Linked DNA regions of Homo sapiens: region 2 is linked to region 1. Evidence: chromatin loops called from intact Hi-C (ENCODE). Cell type or tissue: ascending aorta. All regions are shown on one strand. Links, peaks and the distances in the headings refer to the core of each region. The heading gives the core; the rest is flanking DNA.

Region 1 (2,921 bases), core at 196-2,695:
CGTGCCCCCAACATGCACAGTTCACTAAAAATCTGTAGCTCACCAATCTCCTATTGTATGCATTTGTTATTTAGTCTTCAGCTCTCCTACATTTTCTTTGTTTCTTTATCTATTAAACTTTTAAAAATTGTTCCCTGCCTCTTTTCCATTCTGATTTTAAAAATTCTGATTAATATACAATTGCATCTGTATTGGCAGACCATGTAGATACAGCATTTGTAAATTGCAAGCTATGGAGTACACTGAATACCATATTAAGGAGTTAGTGAAAATGAAAAGAACTTTAAACCCTAGCCTTTTAGATAGATTTCTGCTTTTAAAGATTATCTCTGGATTGCAAAAACAGACATGAATATTGATAGTGTAAACCTGACTAAAATATGACTCTAAAATATGAATGTCTGCCATTATAAAAGAATCTAATGATAAAACCTGAGGAAATAAACACTAAAAAAAAAAAAAAAAAAAAAAGGTTGTTTTCTCTTCCTTAAAAGTCCTGAAATTTAATTTTACCATTCTGTCACAGGATAAAACATCTGTCCTAATGGAAAAGTAACAAAAACCCATTTTCTGAAAAGCCCCACAGATAATTTTTCACATGAGTACATGGAAATATCTATTCCATTTTTGGATAACTATTCTTTCTTGATGTAAAACACTGGTGGTCAAAATATACAAATATCACATTTGCCTTCAATCATAAAACTCTGATAAGCACACAAATTGCAATACCATCATGCTAAATTAACTAATTCATTTATTAATCATTTTCTTTGAAAGCAGAGTGACATTCAGGCACTGGGAATGCTGAAATAAAAGATTGAATCCCTGCCTTCTGGGGTCTTACACTTCAGCAAAGAGGTCACACATCAATAATTAATATATGATGTCACAGATATAAATACAGAAATGAAGTAAAAAGAGACAATGAATCCAGACCAAAAGTTTCAAGAAAGGCTCCTAAGAAGAGGTGACATCTGAATGGAGTCTTTGAAGACCCTGTAACAATAGCCAGGCAAAGGTGCTCTAGGCAGGAAGAATGTTTTGTGCAAAAGCAGAGGTGGGTAAAACATGACTTCAGTTCTCTCAAATAGAATTAATCAATCTCTTTATACAGTAACTCAGCACGTTGTCTGTACTTCTGTTAGCATGAATAGAATGAATTTTTATTGCTTATCTTTCCTGGTGGACTGTAGCCTACTAGAAGCAGGCTGATACATCTTTGTACCTCCCATTTGTCTTGCACTTATAACTTGCCTGCTTAGTTTTGATGGAATGAGCCAATGAATGACAGTAAGATTTCACAAGAGTCACCTGTGAAACATACTTCACCAAAGCACCCATGGTAGCACTTATTAACAAACGGAGTTTACCAGGGATGGGGCAGAAGAAAGTCTTAGCTTTTCAAAGAATTTCATTCCTGAGACATTTTTGTGGTCATGTATTTAAAAAAAAAGGGTTGGGGGGGTGCTCTGAGAAATGTGCTCTCAGATGGCACAGCTGGAATGAGAGAAATGGGAACTGTTTTCCATTTTACATAGTTTCTGGAAAGGGCAATAAGAACAAAAAAAGCAACACTGTTGGTCAGCATTCTCAGTGCCTGAGTTGAAAGGTGCTATAAACAGAGAAAAGTCTCATAGGCCAACTCTATGCAGGCTATGTGCCAAGAATAGCTACAAAGTGGCAAGTTAAATCAGCCAGGGCTTGTGAGCTGTCTCAGGACTTGAGTCCCAACTTGCACTCGTGAAAGTTATGCTGCAAAGGGAGCTACCTTTCCCCAGCACTGCCTGGGGCCTTGGCAAGTCTAATGGAGAATGAGTTTGATTTCAAGCCCTGCTCCCTTCAGGCAACTTACAAAGAAAAGCTGTTAAGTCTGTGGAGCTGGGAATGTCTGGAAAGAGTGAAGACCCATCATTTAAAACTGATTTCTTTTTAAGGAAGTAGAGCAGAGAGCAGTGATTACTTCAACACCCATTCTCAGGGGAATTTCTGTAAGCCGGAATCAGCTAATGATGGTTAATAAAGGTAAATGTTCCCTGATTCTCAGGAAGTGATTCTTCATCCTGGGGCTTTTTGAAGACTCTGTCTTCACTTGAATTTTGGGTGGAATAAAGCCCTCCTGGATTTATCCTAATCTAATACTCAAAGTTGGTAGTTCACAGGAGTCTGTTTATTCTTCTAGAAAAGTATAACAGTGGATTAGCTACTGGCTTCTATCCCTTCAGCACAGCTCCCCCACACAAGAGCGTACCTTTAATGACTGATGCTGGTGTATCAAATTGTGTCCTCTCCTTCTAATAACAAAATAATGAAATACAGTAAAATGCCACTTTTTCTGACTTTTTTTTTCTTCTAGGACATGTATGTTTCTTACCTCATTCAGAGGCATGCTGGGAAATTTAACTAAATCTGAAAGAAAAACATTCTGTAAATCCTTAAGACTGGATTAGTAATAAGGAGTAATTTCTGATCTGGAATAAAATCCAGAATTCAGCTTGCTCACCCCAGACACAAAACACAATAAAAAGAATGGTTGTTACAGTTACTAAACGAAGGATCTTTTCACACTCAGCAAGGGTAAAGACTGTCTCTTCTGTATCTCTGTATTACCCAAGACATTGAGCATCCATCTTACTGATACAAAGGATGTCTAGTTTGAAAGTTTGCCTATGTACATTTGTTTACGCACTCAGGCATATACAGACTGCCAACTTTATTATTACCCAAGATTAAAAATAAAAAATAGACCTTGCTCTCAAGAGATTTCCTTTCCGTTAACTGCAATGCTAAGTGAGATGCATCAGTTTCATTTTTGCACGCTCCTTTGCTCCGTTTAGTACCGAAATAAAAACATGACGTAGCTTTTGGGGCCGGGGAGGAATCTCATTCTTGCAGGAAATAATTGCCAGGAATTTTAAAGA
Region 2 (2,921 bases), core at 289-2,788, 68 kb after region 1:
CAAACTCCAAGTTTTAATGACCAACAAAAGAGATCTTTAGTGATTAATCCTGAATTTAAAGCAAGATTTCTCTAATTTCAAAGTCCATACATTTTCATCTTGAAATCAACCATATAATTAATAACAAAGATAAGGAGATAAAATAAAACAATGGCTTACGGTCTACACATTCTTTTCTGTCTAAGATGGCCCACTTGAAATTATAAGCAATTTAAATTAGAATTTTAAAAGCATATTCTCAGGTTTTAAAAAATCAGCTGTATTTGCTCCAGTGCTTCTTTATTTACTGAAGGAAGGAGGTCAGTAATTTGGGAGTCATAGAGAAGCTGAAGTGTGTTTCCTTCTTAATTTTTACATGGGCTGAAATGTTTTCAAGGGCTGGAAGACGGCGTGGTGACAGGAAGACAACGTGGTGTGCAGAGAGAAGATTGAACTGTACATGAAGAAATCTGAGTTCAAACTGCAGTTCCCACCAGCTGGAATCCACAGGGCAAGTCATTTAATTGCTCTGAAGACATAACCGCCTCCTCTCAAAATGAGGGGTTGGCTTAGCTAACTGCATAGGCTCCTTCCAGCTTTATATTTTGCTGGTCTTGAGAATTGTTAGGGAAGATCACAGTGACTCCAAAAAGAGAAGATCAGATCTCCTATCCCATCAAAGAACCTATCTACCGTTTCAGACATTTTAAATGCCAAACCCATACATCTAATAAAAAAGCTTTTTTTCTGAACTCTGGTTTTTAAAATGTATAACTTCAAGAAAAAGATAAATCTGCGCAAGAAACATATGACACAAATATAATGCATTTTATCAGCATATGTTCCATCCCTAGTGGTCACGTTTATTAGAGATTTAGGCTGAGCCAGGGTTGGCTGTGTTCTCAGAAGTACGGGGATGGGTCTTGCAGAACCTCTGCACTCCGGGGTCTCAGGGCAGCTAGTGCTGAAACGTGACCAGAAAGAGTGAGGACATGAAGAGTGCCATGTCTTGCCCTTAATGACTCTTGGTGGTTTCACCAGAAAGACAGAGGGAAGCGGTATTCAGTCTGGAGGAAAGAAGTGGGTCAGTCTCCCCACAGTCGTAACACATGCATCACAGTCCTCTTATGCTTTCATCTGTCAGGAATGGGCCTTCATGTTGTTGTTACACTTTGACCTAATGAAGAGAAAAATGACTCAGAATAAATGAATCTTCCCACTAATAAATGATTTCTTAATTTCGTGGTGCCATGGGCTTTTTTGAGAATCTGAGGAATGTGGCTCTTCTTCTCCCACAAAATACACATAAGCACAAAATTGTGCACACAGCTTCAAGGGCTTCCTAGACTCCTTCATGCCCATTCTCATTCTTCAGGGGCTAACAGGGAAAGAATCCTTCATCTAAATGAAGGAAAATTAAGAGTTTATGAAAACAGACACAATTTGAGCACATCACAAATGTGGTATAAGCCTGTTTTTCCATCAAATATGTCAAGTCTGAAAAAAACCGAAGACATGTCTTAATCAAATTTGTAGTCTCATCAGCATGGTGCCCTGCTCATTGGTTACAGTCGACACTTTGAATCATGGTCATTGAGAAAAGACAGAGTGGGCAGGAAGAGAAAGAGGCAAGGAAAAGGAATGATTTAAGGATTTCTGTGGAAAATGTTATTTCAAAAAAATACTTCTGAGGTTAAAGGGAAGCAGAATAAAAGACTTTCTAGTTACCAGTGAAGTCAGAGAGACACAAATATGAATCCTGCTCCTTCCTCATAGCAGCTAAATGACCTTGGGTAAGTTCCTCTCTGCACCTCAGCTGTTTTCTCTGTGAAATGGGGTTAATAAGAGTATCTACCTCACAGGGTTATTGTGAGGCTGGAAGGAGCTAATAGCTGAAAAGCATTTAGCACAGTGCCTGGCATGTAAGAAGTGTTCAGTAAGTGAGGTATTTATCAAGAATCAAAGCTGTGGCCTACTTAAGATGGTACTATCTGCAAAAGTGCCAGCCTTAAAAAGGATGTGAAAACTAAACCAATTTAGAAAAAATATCATCCTTTTAATATTAGAATTATACATAATTCTGAAAAACTTAAGATTAATTCACAAATCAAAAAAGCTTGAAGAAAGACAAAAAAAGAAATATGGTATTTATCCATAAATATAACATTGTTTCTATTTCCCTAAGAGGGGAATATAAGCAGTAATATTAATATTAAAATGGAGCTCCAAATTAATGGAAAGTATTCATTTCCAGAGATGACTAAAAATCAGAGATTAGAATTTCTGAGCTTTGCTGTAGACTATGCATTTTCCTAAACTCACAGCTTAGCCACCCTTTTATTAATTTTTTGTTGTTTTCCTTACTTGGATGTTTGTGTTTATGTGTTGCATGTCATATTTATATGATGTTTTAAAATCCATTTGATCTAAACAACTCAGAATTCTCTTAAAACTATCAACGACGCCATTTATCAGCTGGGTATGGTGGCTCATGCCTACAATCCCAGCACTTTGGGAGGTTGAGTGGGAAGGATAGCTTGAGCCCAGGAGTTCAAGACCAACCTGGGCAGCAAATGGAGACTCTGTCTCTACAAAAATTTAAATATTAGCTGACTGTGTTGGTGTAGGCCTGTAGTCCCAGCTACTCAGGAGGCTGAGGTGGGAGGATCACTTGAGCACAGAAGGTTGACGCTGCAATGAACTGTGATCGTGCCACTGCGGTCCAGCCTGGGTGACAGAGTTAAACTCTGTCCCCCTAAAAAAATGTCATTTATCAAATGGCATTTATCAAATTACAAATAATTTTTTGTGCATTTAAAATAGCCCCAAGCAAGCATTACTTCTCACGCACCCAGACAAGCAAAAAAAAAAAAAAAAAAAAAAAAAAAAAAAAAGGCATTTCCATGTATGGCTGAATTATTACTCTATGTGTAAATTTGTCT

What was found. Peaks named below come from ENCODE experiments on the same cell type or tissue, not always from the same donor. Only the 100,000 strongest peaks of a DNase experiment are listed, where the experiment ranks them.
Region 2: it touches region 1 in a loop (5-fold over the local background); 5 of 110 quality-filtered maps call a loop at or near these places.

Annotation. Positions count from the first base shown.
Region 1 is chr2:40,279,803-40,282,723 of GRCh38, forward strand. The region is part of intron 2 of SLC8A1 (solute carrier family 8 member A1); the gene reads right to left. Among named protein-coding and RNA genes, the nearest start is that of SLC8A1, 170 kb to the right of the region's middle. In ascending aorta, for the core only: no CTCF peak of the experiment used is centred there; a DNase peak (open chromatin) is centred at 1,679; H3K4me3 peaks cover 789 bases; H3K27ac peaks cover 1,714 bases.
Region 2 is chr2:40,347,748-40,350,668 of GRCh38, forward strand. The region is part of intron 2 of SLC8A1 (solute carrier family 8 member A1); the gene reads right to left. Among named protein-coding and RNA genes, the nearest start is that of SLC8A1, 100 kb to the right of the region's middle. In ascending aorta, for the core only: no CTCF peak of the experiment used is centred there; no DNase peak of the experiment used is centred there.